2 separate regions of the Mus musculus genome follow, and region 2 is linked to region 1. The links are chromatin loops, found by intact Hi-C in ENCODE. Cell type or tissue: heart. All regions are shown on one strand.

Region 1 (8,000 bases):
GATAATATTTTGGGTTTGTCTCAAGGCCCTTGAGTCAAACTACACTTCCTTTTACCTTCCTTAGCTTTCAGGGACACAAAGAGAAATACACATAGGTAAGGGGGAAACCGTACTCAGAGTGATTGGTTGGTTATTCGTAAAGAGTCGGCAATTAGGCTCTAATGAGATAATTAAAGCTGTGCCAAGGGAGACAGAGACTGATTTGTACTGTCAAGGGGGAGCGCTGAGCAACTGAAATTTCACACAATCACACTTTTCCTGATTCAAGCAGATCAAAATTCATTTAGTTAGCAGCGAGCAGAGGCACCCCACTGGCTCCCTTAATTACAACACAGGGGGCCCTCTATGTAAACACTACAGGAATGTTACATATGATAATTCATAAATCACATGACTGTAAGTTTCCTCTTGGGTGGACATTAGATTGCAGACCAGTGCAGAGTTCTTTTTTTCCTAGACAGGCAATCTTCCTTCATTTACTCATTGATCATAGATGCATTGTGTTACTTCGGGTAATTTTTTTTTCCCACAGTTCACAATCCTCCAGTATTTCTATTCTTTTCCAGACCAGAGATGAAGTGTGTCTGTTTCTAATCACCTTAGGGGCTCCCCTGAGCTTTGGATGGAAGCTTGGAGGTGGTGGGGTTCTATTCATTTTTGGTATAAGTGAAAAGAAAAAGAAAGAAACAAAGGAAGATGGAAAAAGCAGAAACAGAGCTTTGAGAAGGTCTTTCTTTCCTTCTTTCTCTCTCTCTCTCTCTCTCTCTCTCTCTCTCTCTCTCTCTTTCTCTTTCTCTCTCTCTTCCTTCCTTCCTTCCTTTTTTTTTTTAAATTATCTTTTCTGATACTACATGGCTAGATAATAAAAGGTTCCATGAGAAAGATTAAGGCCAGAGGCCATACTGTGATGAGGAGAGCCAGGGTGACGTCGGAAGCCTACGTGGCAATTTGGGGGGTGCAGGAAAGGGAGGAATTACTAGTTTCCATCTTGTGCCTCATGGGTGTGTGATACAGTCGATTACTTTGCAGGGTGTCAGGGATGGAGGGGTACAAGTTGAACTGATAGAGTTTACATATCTAAATTTAAATATTGCATTATAGTTTTTAAAGCAAACCAGGACATCAGTTCTATTTTCTTTATACTTCTAGCAGAACCCACTTAGCCCTTACTCACCACTCCAGCTCCAACAGGTTTCAGAACCCATCTGGGTTGTGGCCAGAGCTAACCCCAGGAGCCTTGCTTTTGCTGTTGCACGGGCAGGAGGCGCCTAAGAGCTTTTCCCTCCCCTTCACATGTGGCTCCTACCTTCAGCTTGCCTCTGGCCTGTGCCTCTACAGTCCTTAATAGCCTGTCAGGTGGCCTGTTAGGAGATGAAGACTCCCATCTTCTTTCTCATCTCCCTGAGAACGTTCTTTCTAGCATCCCTGTTTTTGTTTTCCTGTAGATCAGCAGACTGCATCCTTCCTAACACTGCAACCCTTTAGTACAGTTCCTTATGTTATGGTGACCCCCACCCATAAAATTATTTTGCTACCGCTTAACAACTGTAATTTTTGCAACTGTTATGAATTGTAATGTAAACATCTGAGATGCAGGATGTCTGATATTCAACTCCCAAAGACGTCTGGACCCATAGGTTGGAAAACCCTGCTCTAGAGTCTTTGGCTGGAGCCATAGTCCTGACCCATCTTGTGTTTTGGTCCCAGAGAATGGTGTTTGTAAAATGTTGCTTCTGGTGCTGAGTGACAGTAAATCTCAATATTGCCAACTGTCCATTGAATGCCTACATCTTTCTATTTATTCCAGGCCCAAACAGAAGTAAGCACTGACAGCACAAACTGATCGAGGCGTGTGGAGGTTCATGGTCATTCTTGCCTGTAGAGCATCCTAGAAAGGCACTGTGTCTTTGCAAGAATACAGGTGGGGCAAGGCTCTTTTCTGTTTGCCATAGCCTGGGGGGGGGGGGGGAGTTTTGTTACTCTCTCGGAAGTGGCCCTAACAGAACCTTGGTACCATCATTTGGTGATTAATTCTCTCTTGACTTTTAAGGGTGGTTTGAGGCTATACCTGGCTTGGTTTTCCAAATTAGACTAGTTCTTTTGACCTTGCATATAACTCAGCCTGAAGAATGAGCCTCTTCTGTGGTCTTCTTCCATTTTGAATTGGATCTTAAACTATTGGTTGTTGAGATCAAAACATATTTTGTACCATAGTTTAACCTAAGTTCTCTTAGCAAGTTTCCATTACAAAAGGGTTTTGCTTTGTTTTGTTTTTTGCCCAGTAGATGTACAAGCAAATATAGACCATTTGCAAAGCTACTATATATATATATATATATGTTTGGGTTTGTGTGAGCTTATATATATACATGTTTATGCAGTCCTCTAGGACTGGAGATATAGGCAATTGTTGGCTTGCTAATGTGGACTCCAGGAACTGAACTTTGGTCCTCTGCAATAGCAGTAAGTGTTTTTAACCACTGAGCCATCTCTACAACCCCAAATGGGCAGTTGTTTTGCCACATTTTATAGTGGGAGTCATGGGCAATGGAGAACACACTGTTTAAAAGAAAAAAGCCAGTATGAACATTTTATGCTGCCTTTCAAGCTCTAAGCTCTAGTGCTCAGGCTGAGTCCCTTGCGTCACAAAGCTCCAGGTTGCTCATTGCTGCTGTTCCAGACTCAAGTTTCTCTACCTTGCTAGGATTAAGCTGTATTGGCAAAGTTCCATTGAGGCAGTATCTTACAAATTGGATCATGTCAGATATATGCCATTACTAAGTAATTTCAGGGAAAGAAGAGATTAGAAGATTTTTAAACGACAGGACAACATGTCCTCCTTCAGCCCTGGATATCTCATTGAATGTCTCCTCCTCTCTCTCTTCCTTCTAAGAAGAGGCCATGAATTTGAAGAAAGAGTGGAGAGGAGTGTATGTTAGAGTTTGGTGCAAGGAGAGGGAAGGAAGAAACATAATTATATTATAATATCAAAATTGACAAGTAAATACCGATTTGGGGGGTGGGGGGAAGAAGTATCTAAACTGAGACTTGAGCTTGTAAACCATCACTGTCCGGGGATAGCCAGGAAAGCAGCAAGATGCAGCTGTTTTAGGGTGGCCCAATACAGAAGAGTAAGCCAGCCACATAGTCTCCTAGTTTTGCTTGGTTTGTAATCACATCGGGTTCACGAGCACAACTGTTTAAACTTGCTGTTCCAGAACCTCATTAATCTTTGCTATCCGTTCATCTCCTGTTTCCAAATATGAGCTCACCCCGAGGTTCTGCCCAGTGGCGAGCAGCTGGGAAGCATCCCCTTCTCTCCATCTAAGAGAGTCAGTGTGGAAGGCCCTCCCCCACCGTGCTCCGAGCTGGGGCTTGTTTCTGAGCGAGATTTTTAGAATGAATCACTGTGGAGTGTGGGGATTTGGTGTGGGTTACTAGCCAAGCAATTATCTGACCGTGTTTAGTTCAGAACTGCAGACTTTGGAAAGAACTATAGCCCATGCCCTGGAACATGAGCTTATCACAGGACAAGATCAGAGTTATGGATCCTAGTTGTTCTTTTTTTTCAAAACTTTTGTATGTCTTTCTCCCCAGCTGACCTCCCAAGTATTTCAAGGGTGACTTGGGGTAAGATTCAAAGCCATAAACTAAGGAGTAATTTAGAGCTGGATTTTTCAGTAAGGGTCTAAATTCCTCTCTTTGTTCTCCAAAGATCTGTCTGACTTTCCTTTGCCACCTCAGACAAACAAGAACACTGATCCGTTTGGTCTCATTGGCCAAGGGTCTCATCCCTCTGGTCACACAGGTCACTTCTGGACCATGAGTTGTAAGTTATATTGCTGACATACATTTCTGAAGATTGACCATCTCTTGTTTTAGTTTTTCGAGGTAGGACGCTGCATTTGGTTTTGCGATGGTCTTTTTCTCACTTTCTTTTGGAAGATGTTTCAGCTAATTGAACCCTCAGGAAGTCCTAGCTGTTATCCCTTGTTGGACTTGTGATGGAATACCATGCAAAGTGGCCTTCAGGTCTGAATGCTACAGAGGCATTTAATAATGAGACCCTCTCAGAGACTGAGAAAGTTGAATTCATCCAGCTGACTTTACACCGGCTGAACTGAGAGCTGAAGGAGCATGCTCAGATAGAATACACTAGAGTATTTCTCCCAAAGAGGAGAGAAGAGCAAAGGGAACAGTTCTCCCAAAGTGAGGTTAGTTGAGAAAGCAATGGCAAGACGAGGAGCACCCAAGGAGCTTGCAGGAAGTGATGTGGGGACTTGAGTTTTATTTTGTATTTGCTTATACTTGTACATTTTCAACTGTGCCAGTAGCTCTAAAAACAAGCAAAAAGGAAAAACCCCTTTTGCAGAAGGAAAAGTTGAGGATACAAGGACATCTATCTTCCTCTTCTCCCTCCCCAGGTACAAGCTCACGGAGTATATAATGTAATAAGTAAGACGAGTTGTTGTTCTTTCTGGGGGCCCATGCTTCATGCATTACAAGCATCATTTAACTCTTCCCTATAAGGCAGGTATATAAACATGCCATTTTAAAGACTCTAAACCTAAGGGTCAAAGGAGTTGAGTTGTCCATGGTTGCGTGACTCGGAAGCAGAAGAACGGTTCTCCCTGATTTAAGCCCACTCTCTTAGAAACATGTCTGCCTTCTTGGCTCAGGTTGTCAGTCCTGTGTACTTTTGGGAACCAGTGCCCTGTCCAGGTATCACAAAGTGATGAGGCAGCTTGAGGTCAACAAGGAGGACAGAAAGTCACCTCTGAAACACACCACTCACAGCTCAGCTTCCTCTTGCAGGGCACAGGATGCAGACCTTTTTCAAAATAAGACCTTTAAGATGAGTTACTTGGGAAAATGTGTGGTAATAAGTATGACACTGAATGATGTGCAGGGTGCCCATGGATTTCTGAGGTAGTGTTTAAAGACACATGGAGGACCTTAACAAGTACCATAAAACTTCATGGCAGAAGAGAAAACTATGAAGGGTCAAAGGGTATTTATATAAGTATTACGATTCTGACTGACAGTGATGCTCAGAATTTAACAGGCTTGCTCAGACTTGACTGGACCTCTATTGTGCTATTTGAAGAATGCAGAGCTACTGTGTCTCAGAGAACTGAAAGATGTTACATAGTAGAAGAGACCAAAAAAAATGCCAAGGAGAACAGCTGTTGTTAATATTTATCATAACCTGGCTGCATACCGGTGGGTGAGCCAGGTACACATACACAGAGAGGAAGTACTAGAAACATCTGGAAAGGCCCAGAACTGGTGAACACTTGCTACCCCCACAAGACACAAGGCAATGTGTGGTTGATTTTGTCATCTGAATCAACATGAGTATGAATGACTATGTTCAATATGGTTTCATATGGTCTAGCAAAATGTTTGGCTTCAAAATCTTTGTAATGTCTAGCTTGTTGATTCCTTGCATTGTTGAAGCATGTGACCAAGTCTTCTTGAGGCAAATACAGTTATAGATTATAGATCTCTCTGAGAAAGGTGAGCAGGGTCTCTGCTTATTTAGCAGGGGTGTGCACATCTGCATCAGGACTATCTGCAGTACAGAAAGTGGATAAGGGGTCTTGGGAATCTCTCTGTGAAGTGCTAAGTCACAACAATTCTGTTCCATGCGCCCCCCCCCCATCTCTCTTGTTCTTTCTCTCTCTGTCTCTCTGTGTTTACATACAATTTAGGGGGGGTGGCCATTTCTGATCATCTAGAAAGCAAAAAACCCAGGAAACAAAGTGCATAATTCTTCACAAGCATTTGTACTGACGACACTCAATGTCTCTCAAAGACTAAGTCTCTGTATATTCTCACTTGGTCAGCATTGGATGGTAGAGCTAAATGAGTTTTGGAACTGTAAATTTGAGCTTACATTGTGTGCCCTTACCTGACATCTGCATTGAATTGAAAGAATTTAAAATTGGAATTTAAATTGGAAGAAATTAAAATGTATATCCTTGACTCCATCTCAAATTTATATAGAAAATTAAGAATGTAAAGATTCACCTCTAGTCATCTAGCTAGATGCATCTGGTTTAATGTTTTGTCTCATTTTCTTTTATTCTTTCCTCTCATTTAACTCATTTAGATCAGGATCATCAAATTCACCAAGGTTAAAATAGATGCAGTGCTACTACTTAGTATATAGATAGTATTTAAAGTTCATTAATCGCACTAGTAATGTTTTCATATTGGCTTTCTCCCCTGAACCAGTGTCCCAGTCTTGCCATATATCTTATGATGTAGTGTATGTTAGCCTGGACCTAGCTAGGTAGCTCAGACTGGTCTTAAATTCACCACTGTGCTGCTTCTACCACTCAAGTGCTAAGATTACAAAAGCAAGCTGCTCTTCTAGATTCAAGGCACTTCTTTTTTTTTTTTTCTTTTTTATTGGGGATTTTCCTCATCTACATTTCCCATGCTATCCCAAAAGTCCCCCATACCCTCCCCCCGACTCCCCTACCCACCCATTCCCACTTTTTGGCCCTGGCGTTCCCCTGTACCGGGGCATATAAAGTTTGCAAGTCCAATGGGCCTCTCTTTGCAGTGATGGCCGACTAGGCCATCTTTTGATACATATGCAGCTAGAGTCAAGAGCTCCGGGGTACTGGTTAGCTCATAATGTTGTTCCACCTATAGGGTTGCAGTTCCCTTTAGCTCCTTGGGTATTTTCTCTAGCTCCTCCATTGGGGGCCCTGTGATCCATCCATTAACTGACTGTGAGCATCCACTTATGTGTTTGCTAGGCCCCGGCCTAGTCTCACAAGAGACAGCTATATCAGGGTCCTATCAGCAAAATCTTGCTAGTGTATGCAATGGTGTCAGCGTTTGGAGGCTGATTATGGGATGGATCTCCAGATACAGCAGTCACTAGATGGTCCATCCTTTTGTCTCAGCTCCAAACTTTGTCTCTGTAACTCCTTCCATGGGTGTTTTGTTCCCAATTCTAAGAAGGGGCAAAGAGTCCACATTTGGGTCTTCCTTCTTGAGTTTCATGTGTTTTGCAAATTGTAACTTATATCTTGGGTATTCTGGGTTTCTGGGCTAATATCCACTTATCAGTGAGTACATATCATTTGAGTTCTTTTGTGATTGGGTTACCTCACTCAGGATAATGTCAGGGCACTTCTTGTTTAAGATAGTCGACACACAATTTTATTTCTACCCTCAGAGAATCACAAAGTCACAGAATATAAGGCACAGCAGCATGCTTAATGGATGGGAAATTCTGTTGGACACTGAGCCTGGAGGGTAGAGCCTATAAAGGACAGCAAGAAGTTTGACCACAGAGGGAGGTCTGGCATGGGTAGGATACCACTTCTGAAATAGCTGGTTAGCACCAGCAAACCAGGACCTCCATCTGAACTTAGCCAATCCCCAAACTCATGACATTCCAAGCCTACCATGGTTTTGGCAGACAGATATGGTTCTTGGCTCCAGCCCTCCTTCAAGGAGTCTAGCACATCTGTGTGGGGTCATTCACAAGAACTGGGGTAATTCTTGTCAGACCCAGGACTTTCTAAGACTTAGTCTAAGAGCTCTGAGGATGAGGGACAAGGAAAGGCAGAGGAAGTCCTGGCCTTGGCACCTTCTAATTACATCTTTTTCAATGATTCTAGGTGACCTATTGTGTATCTTCCAGTCCTTAATGTTCTTGACCTCGCTCTTCTGGGGCTGAATTACCTCTAGGTTTCCTTCTGGCTTTTGTATTCTGGGAATCTCTGTTGCCTACATTTTTGTAAAAGTGTGAATTAAACTCGCATATTAAGATGAATTACCCAAGGGGCTGGACATATTACAGAAGAAAACTCCTCAGGGCCCCAACAAGCCTGCCTTTTTGGAGCCTGCTTTCTTTTTACAGCTGTGCAGAGAGCTATCTGCACACAAGCTATAACTTCATATGACTAATGGTAACCATGGTGACCACTAAATATTCCTTCTAGACCTTGCATCTGCACAGCTCACTGGAGCAG
Region 2 (8,000 bases), 78 kb after region 1:
AATGATTTTATGGTTGAGGTCACCACAACATGAGGAATTATATTAAAGGGCTGTAACATTAGGAAGGTTAAGAAGTGCTGCATTAGACCATCCTGCCTTTGTGTGGTCAAGGGCTCTCTGACTGATATGTTTGCTTTCTATACCTCCTAAAACAGTGACTATAATTTGCATGTAGGGCTTTTATGGAATGGAATCCTGCAGTTGCTGACAGACAACTCGTAGAGTTATCTTCATGTAGAGTCTGAGGTTGAGAAGCACAGAACCCGCAAGTGGAGAGACTGGTTCTTGGTGCCATTATTTGAGCCTCTTATCAACCTAGTTCTAGATTTGAACTTTTCAGGTTAAAGAACCAATAACGTCCACTGTTCAGCAATTACATTACTAGAGTGATGGACCAGAAAAAAGGGTGTATGACATAGTTTCATCAATATAATGAACAAAATTGATATTATAGGTCTATGGACAAGAGGGTGAATTAAGGGTTGTTTAATGTACATGCAGGCTGTCTTAGAGAGAAATCATTCTGGAATATTATTTTTATTAGTATTTTGCAAATTTTACCAGTAGCTTAGAAGAAAATATCCATGGGTGAATGTAAATGCCTAAAGATCATCCATGTATTGCACACCTAGAACTAGATAGATAAGAAGAACCGAATCCAGCATAATCATGAACACTATCAAGGAAAAAGAACAGGGTGTCCAAATTGGTGTTAAAAATCAGAATATACATGAGAGAGCCTCTCTGAGACTAGAGAGACAAGGTTAAAGATAGGAAGCCAAAGCCATTACATACCTAGACTCCTCAAAGGCAAAAGTGGCATTAAGATCTGTCAGGTACAGGTTCAAATCTTAACCTACTAATTAATTACCATGTGTATTAAGGAAATTATCCAAAGCGCTGTTTATCTTTTATCAACACAGTGAGAATGAAGGACTCTTCAGAGGTATCATCTATCTGGAAATGTTAGATACATGACAGCTGTTCAATGTCTAGAGTTTGCATGAAAGTGTATCATTTCCTAAGAGTTGGTTTAATAGTTCTCTATTAACAGTGAGGAAGGCTGAGGGTCTAGGAATGGAGAAAACCATAATGGAGGCCCGAGCCATTTTGAAGTACATGTTCTTCACACTCAGGAATGACTTCCCACAGCAGTGTCTCCAGACCTCTACTCAGCCTCTGCCGAGAAAGAAAAAATTGGAGTGTTGCAATCAAACTTGACAGATAAAAATGTTAAGTTCTACATTAAAAAAATTCTTCAGAGTAAATTTAGTGTCTCAGAGTGCTGTTTGATAATTGGTTCCCAGAGTGATACAAGTTCTAAGCCGTTTGCTATTTTAGGATGCCAAGAAGAAAGAATCGATGGGGGTGACCTTAGCTGGGTCTCACAGCATTGGAAATATGGAACCTGAAGAGGCCACCCCCTGTAGTCAGGCAGAACCTCAGGTGGAGGGAGTAGGGCTCCACCCACCCACAAAACTTTCTGCCCAAAATTTATCCTGTCTACAAGAAATGCAAAGACAGGGGATGAAGTAGAGACTGAAGGAATGGCCAATCAATAACTGGTCCAACTTGAGACCCATCCCATGGGCAAGCACCAAGCCCTGACACTATTAATGATACTCCATTATGCTTGAAAACAGGAGTCTAGCAAGGCTGTCACTTGAGAAGCTTTACCCAGCAGCTGACTCGGATGAAGAGGCCCACAGCCAAATGATGGATGGAGTTTGGGTGCTCTTATGGAAGAGTTAGGGGAAGGATTGAGAATCCTGCAATGGATAGGAACTCCATAGGAAGACCAACAGAGTCAACTAACCTAGACCCTTGGGGCTCTTAGAGACCGAATCACCTACCAAAGAGCATACATGGGTGGTGGGGCCTATACCCAACCCCATATATATGTAGCAGATGCTTAGCTCCGTCTTCTTGTAGGTTCTGAACAACTGGAGCAGAGTCTATCCCAAAAGCTGTTGCCTGTCTGTGGGATAAGTTCTTCTAGGTGGGCTGCCTTGTCTGGCCTCAGTGGGAGAGGACCTGATGCGCCAGGGTGGGGGGATACTTAGGGGGGCTTCCACTCTCTCAGAGGAGGATGGGAGGGGGATGGGGGAAAGGATTGTGGGAGGGGGTGACCAGGAGGGGCAGCAGTGATCAGGGTGTAAAGTGAATAAATAAATTTCAGTAAAGAAAAGGAAGAGAGAGAGAGAGAGAGAGAGAGAGAGAGAGAGAGAGAGAAGGAAGGAAGGAAGGAAGGAAGGAAGAAAGAAAGAAAGAAAGAAAGAAAGAAAGAAAGAAAGAAAGAAAGAAAGAGAGAAAGAGAGAAAGAGAGAAAGAGAGAAAGAAAAGGACTCACCAAGTGGTGTACTATTTGGTCAACAGCAAATTGGCTGCAACAGCATCATCAACAGTACCCTGAATTACAGCGATATGAATGAAATTGGGGTTCCTTATCAATGTGCTTTGGAACATTGGAAATTTTAGTGTCCAATTTTCAGCTGATTGATTGTGTATGGTCTTGACGTTAGAGTGAAATTTAGTATTCAAATTGTTTATAGTTTTACTCTTGTAAGGAAAAATTGACAGAAAAGTTATAAAATGCAAATGATTTTTTAATCTCATAATCACAGCCTTTCCAGGGTGACTATTTATCTGACAAAGGAAGGGGGGCATGCTGTAGGTGGGGTGTTCATCAGCAGTTTTTAAATAGAAATGTGAAAGTCTACCAGAGACATCAAAGTTTTGCAAAAAAGAAGCTTGAATTTTATAACATCCAATTTCAATTTCAGGAGTCTGAGGGGGGAAAATAATACAATGAATGTCACTGGGGCATTTTTAATTTACACCCATTTTTTTTATTCACTTTTTATTATTTGGCTAAAATAGAACTTGTAAAATCCCAGTTGGGATGGGGAGCCGTTCTCTTGTTTCCCAGGATACGGGTTCCAATGGCTGTATTTGATGTTTGTACTCGAGTAAACCCACCCACACAGCCCACTGAAGCTCAGTGGGCTTGGGTTTTTCTCTCTTGAACAGCATCCAGCATAATGTGGCTTACTGGAAACATCTCTCCAGAATGACTCAGCCAGTCATGGAAGCATTTCTTTCTGTGGAATTCTTCCTTTTTCTCTAAGAATGAATATAGAGCACATTATTTGGGAATAAACAAATCTGAAAGCATTTCCAGTAATATCTTGTGTGTGTGTGTGTGTGTGTGTGTGTGTGTGTGTGTGTGTGTGTGTGTGTGTACAGGCTGTGGAAGATGAAAAATTCTTGACTGAGATCTCCCCTCCTACCTAAATGTTTCAGTAAACACAGTCTAACTGAATCGATTGCCAAAATTTCCAGCTGAAAATAGAAAATGAAGCTGCTTTTCCAGATGGAAAAAAATGGGCTTCTTATGTCTTCAAGATGTCTAGAATTTACCTGACCTTGTGCCACCCACAGAGTACACACTTGATGTCTCTAAGCAAAGTTGTGTTAAGTCAGATGACATCTCTTGAAAAGACTTGTGGGAGACTGCGCTGAGTTGCCACCGCTGCCGCTGCAGCCATCGTGCCAGCCCCACGGGTCTCAGAGGGGTGGGTGACTCTCCAGGACAGGAGAGAAGCCAGTTTGGGAGCAGACTGGATCCAGCTTCATTCAGCGTTACTATCAGTTATTTGATAATGGCAGAACCCAACTAGGCACAACTTACACTGATTGATGCATCATGCAATTCCAGGGGAAAGCTGCCATTGTTGGAGAAGTAATCTAGCCTTCCATTCCAGAAAATTCAGCATAGTATCTCAGCACAGGACCATCAGCCTACAGCAGATAGCTGCATCATCAGCATGGTTGTCGGCCAACTCAAGGCTGATGAAGATCCCATCATGGATTTCCACCAGATGTTTCTATTAAAGAACATCAACGATGCTTGTGTTTGCACCAATGACATGTTCAGGCTTGTCCTGCACAACTTCGGTTGACCTCCTCCTGGCCAGACAGTCACGCTGTTTCCCCCTCCCTCTTCCCAATCCTAGCTCACTCCTCCAGATGCTCCAAATATCACACACCAACAAGCAGGGCCAGGCGGGAACGGGTGCAGTGGGCTTCTGTCACCACGGTGCTGTGCATGATGTTTGGATGCTAGACGAGTCGCCATCTGACAGGAAACGTTTGTGCTGTACCAGCGCATGCCTTGGAAGGACTTAAGTAATGCAAAAGATGGTCGGGTTTTGGTTTTGGTTTATTTATTTATTTTTTAATCTACTGACAAGTTGCTTTAGTAACCCGAAGGAGTGAAGGGAAAACAGCTGCCTCACCAACCGCCTAGATACTGATTTGTTCAGATGTTTCAATGCCTCATGATACATTAAAGCCACAAAAACTTTCTCAACAACAACAACGATGATGACGACAACGACAACAACAAAAAGACACGTGGGCTACAGGTTGATAAAGATCTCAATTCTTCCTCCTTTGCCTTCCTTCATTTCCTGATAAATTTCAGGAAACATTCTCAAGTAACTATGGCCTCCTCAAGGCTCATAATTTCAAATCCTTTTGTCATTTGAAGGAGTTGGATGTTGTGTGCACTTTTAGAATAATCCCTTATGTTTTGAGTTGAACACATTTGAGAAGTTTTTCATCATCATTTAAAACATATTACTATTGTCAATGTGTGTGTGTATGCAGTGTATATGTGTGGTAATGTGTAGTGCGGTCTACGTGGAGGTCAGAGGACAAGTTTGTAGAGTTGGTTCTCTCCTAACACCTTTATAGGGGTAGAACTCTGGTGGCCATGACACCTTTACCTGATGAAACTTTTGCTGGCCCCATTTATTTATTTTTAAACTGTGGGCCTTACGTAGCACAGGCTGGCCTCCAAGTCATTGCTTAGTCAAGGATAACTGATCTTCTAATCCTCCTGCCTCTACCAACAGAGTATGGGACGACAGAATCTGCCTTCAACTAAGTTTATGTGGGACTGGGGATTGAATCTAAGAGCTCCATGCAAGCATTTTTGTTTGTTTGTTTTTTTGGGGGGGGGTGTTTTTGTTTTGTTGTTGTTGTTGTTGTTGTTGTTGTTGTTGTTTTTTGAGACAGGGTTTCTCTGTATAGCCCTGGCTGTCCTGGAACTCACTCTGTACACCAGGCTGGCCTCGAACTCAGAAATCCGCCTGCCTCTGCTTCCCAAGTGCTGGGATTAAAGGCGTGTGCCACCACCGCCCAGCTTCACGCAAGCATTCTTATCAACTGCACTGCTCCCCGACACCCGAGCTGTTCTTTAGGTAGAAGCTTTTTGAAACTACGAAAATGGTTTCTTAAAATTATTGACTATTGTCCTCATGCTGGCAATACAGAAGGAAAAGGCAAGGCCATAAAGTTTGAGAGAATGGGAATGGAAGAAAAAAGCAACCTACAGAACATTTCTTAGTAAATCATAATAACTACCATTCTCCGAAGTGTACCGCTGTGTGAACGTTTAGATCATGAATAAAGTCCGAACTGGTCTCCTGGAGACATGAAATTATGGAATGTGGAAAAAAGAAGGGCTGCAGGCAGAGCGGCTGTGATGTTCAAACTGGAATGCTTTCATTTTTAGGCATTCCTTTCAATAGAAGTAGTGAGTCATTTAGCTCTCCAGGGCTAGAGATAGCCCCCTCCCCGGCCACTGATTTTGTTTGAGGAGTATGAACCTAAGTGAAGACTGTGTCGTGAAGCTAGTGAACCTCAAATCCTCCATGTATCCCTCCTCAACTCTGAACCTCTGGGACAACCCCCCCCCCCCCAACATACACACTCTCTTGTCATGTTTAAAGCCCACCTCTGCGTTTCCACGGGGAGCAATCATCAGCGGGAAGTGATGAGGGTAACAGATACAAGCTCCCACTCTGCAGCAGCTGGGTCACCAGAGGGTTTAGCACTCAGGAGGAAACTTCACTTGCTCAGCTATTTACTTTCTTCCCCTTCCTACCTCATAACTGGCAGTTCTATTATTTAATTGTTTGACATTCATTTACCTAGTGCATGTATGTGTGTGCATGAATGGAGGTCAGAGGACAGAGGAGGGAGTTGGCACCCCTCTTAGGTGGTTTCCTGAGGTTGAACTGAGGTCATCAGGCTTGGCAGCACGCCAAACTACCACGCTACCAAACTCTCTTTCTAGCTCATTCTTTTTCCCACTTGATCATGATTGTTTTCTTCTAAAAACAAGAGTCACCAAACCTCTGAAAAGGACCAGATATAAAATATTATTGTACTTACCAGTCATACAGTCTTTGCTATAAATGCTCAACTCTGCCATTGTGTGTAAAAGTAGGCATAGGCAAATATTAATGAATGGACATATGTTCCAACAAAGCTATACTTGTAGACACTAATATTTGGACTTCATACCATTTCATGTGTTGGGAAATAACGACCCTCCTTTTGATTCCCCCACTAGTGTCATTATTCTTATCTCAGAGACTATTTTAAAATGGCTAACAAACCTTATTACCCTAGTTGGCTATAGCTTTGTTAGCCTTTGCCATAAACTGTTACGTGAGAATCCATACATTGGACTGGTACTGTCAGACAGTATGTCATGAGCATATGTAAGTGATCTTGGGTGTGGCAATAAAGGGAGATTCTGTTGTGCATGTCTAGCAAGTTACCAGATGATACAGCCGCTGGAGACCCACACATCACACCTTGAGCGGCATGGCTTACAAGCATCACACAGTTAGGTCTATCCATGGAAGGGTCTGATTTTGAGAGGGACTGGGCAGAAGTGGAGAACTGTGGTAGAGCCGAGTTGGCCTGTCTAAGTCAGGCTTGGAGAGGTTAGATGCAGGAAGACGTGGGAATAGGGGCTCAGTAGGGTGGTGACTTTTTCTCACCACTGTGGTAATATTTGACAAAAGAAATGTAAGGAAGGAAGGGTTTATTTTTATGTCATCGTTTCAAATACTTCAGTCGACTATAACAGGGAACGGATGACCCTGTGCTTGCATTGAAATCTTATCTGTGTCATGGCTGGAGGCAGGCTTGTTCTGTGTCATGGCCGGAGGCCAGGAAGCAGAGAGGGTGACATGAAGGTGACAGGAATAATACAGTTCCTCCCCTTTCTCCACCAGAACTTGCTCCTGGTGACCTACATCTTCAAGCTAGATCCTACCTCATAAATGTCTGACAGATGTCTCTAGACAATTTCATCATCTTGGGACCAAGTGTTCAAACACATGAGCCTCTGGGGGCTGTTTCTTGTTCAAATCACAACAGCAGATCTTAGTTGTTATAAGGCTATAGAGGGCTGCGAGGGACAAGGCTTTGCTGGTCAGTGACGCCTTTAGCAGTGGTGCTGGTGATCTATGCAGAAGTGCTTAAGAGGTATTTGCTGAATAAACAGAAAGGCAGGAAAGAGAAGTTGGGCTGGAAGGAGATAGAAGGGGGGCAATCATGATCTTAATCTGTGGTACTTTGAGTTGGATTCAGTAGAATCCAAGAGAAGGTAAGGGACACATGTAACTTTAAGGTAAAAACTGGCTGGTAATGTCGGGAGGGAGAATTCTGTGTGACACTCACTGGTCAGAGAATGAGCTTTTTCCACCAGCAGAGAAGGAGCCTTGACTCAGCAGCCCTGCCGGCTGGGAGGAAGAGTTCCAAGTGTGGAAATCTGCCTGCCGTGACTCAGGTGGGCCAGCAGCACCCTTCCATAGATGAGAGCCTCTTCCACAGGTAGAGCCTTTGCAAATGTTCTTATGCAGACACTCATTCTATCCTTCATTACACAAAGCCAAATTTTGCTCACAAGCATTTGAAGTCTCAAACTCATGGGTCTACTTATGTTGACCCACATAAGGGCTTCTTCTGTCTTCTCAAGGGCTTCTTCATACACTAATTTAGTTTATTCTGCCAAGAACACCAAGGATTCTTTACATAGCAAAAGAAGCTGCTCTGTATATGAGGTGAATACTCTGTCAGGTGAAATGAGTTCTCTTTTCTCCCCTTAAGCACATTCTCTAACTTCACAAACTCTG

The links. A loop is a pair of places that touch in the nucleus more often than their neighbours do. Peaks named below come from ENCODE experiments on the same cell type or tissue, not always from the same donor. Only the 100,000 strongest peaks of a DNase experiment are listed, where the experiment ranks them.
Region 2: it touches region 1 in a loop (1.9-fold over the local background); 2 of 42 quality-filtered maps call a loop at or near these places.

What each region holds. Positions count from the first base shown.
Region 1 is chr10:111,686,527-111,694,526 of GRCm38, forward strand. It overlaps Gm30624 (a long non-coding RNA gene), which reads left to right. Exons shown (of 6, transcript XR_001779641.2): 2 at 1,808-1,921. Among named protein-coding and RNA genes, the nearest start is that of Gm30624, 5.5 kb to the left of the region's middle. In heart, no CTCF peak of the experiment used is centred here; a DNase peak (open chromatin) is centred at 3,295; H3K27me3 peaks cover 250 bases.
Region 2 is chr10:111,764,183-111,772,182 of GRCm38, forward strand. It overlaps the pseudogene Gm46193. Among named protein-coding and RNA genes, the nearest start is that of Gm30624, 83 kb to the left of the region's middle. In heart, no CTCF peak of the experiment used is centred here; a DNase peak (open chromatin) is centred at 4,059.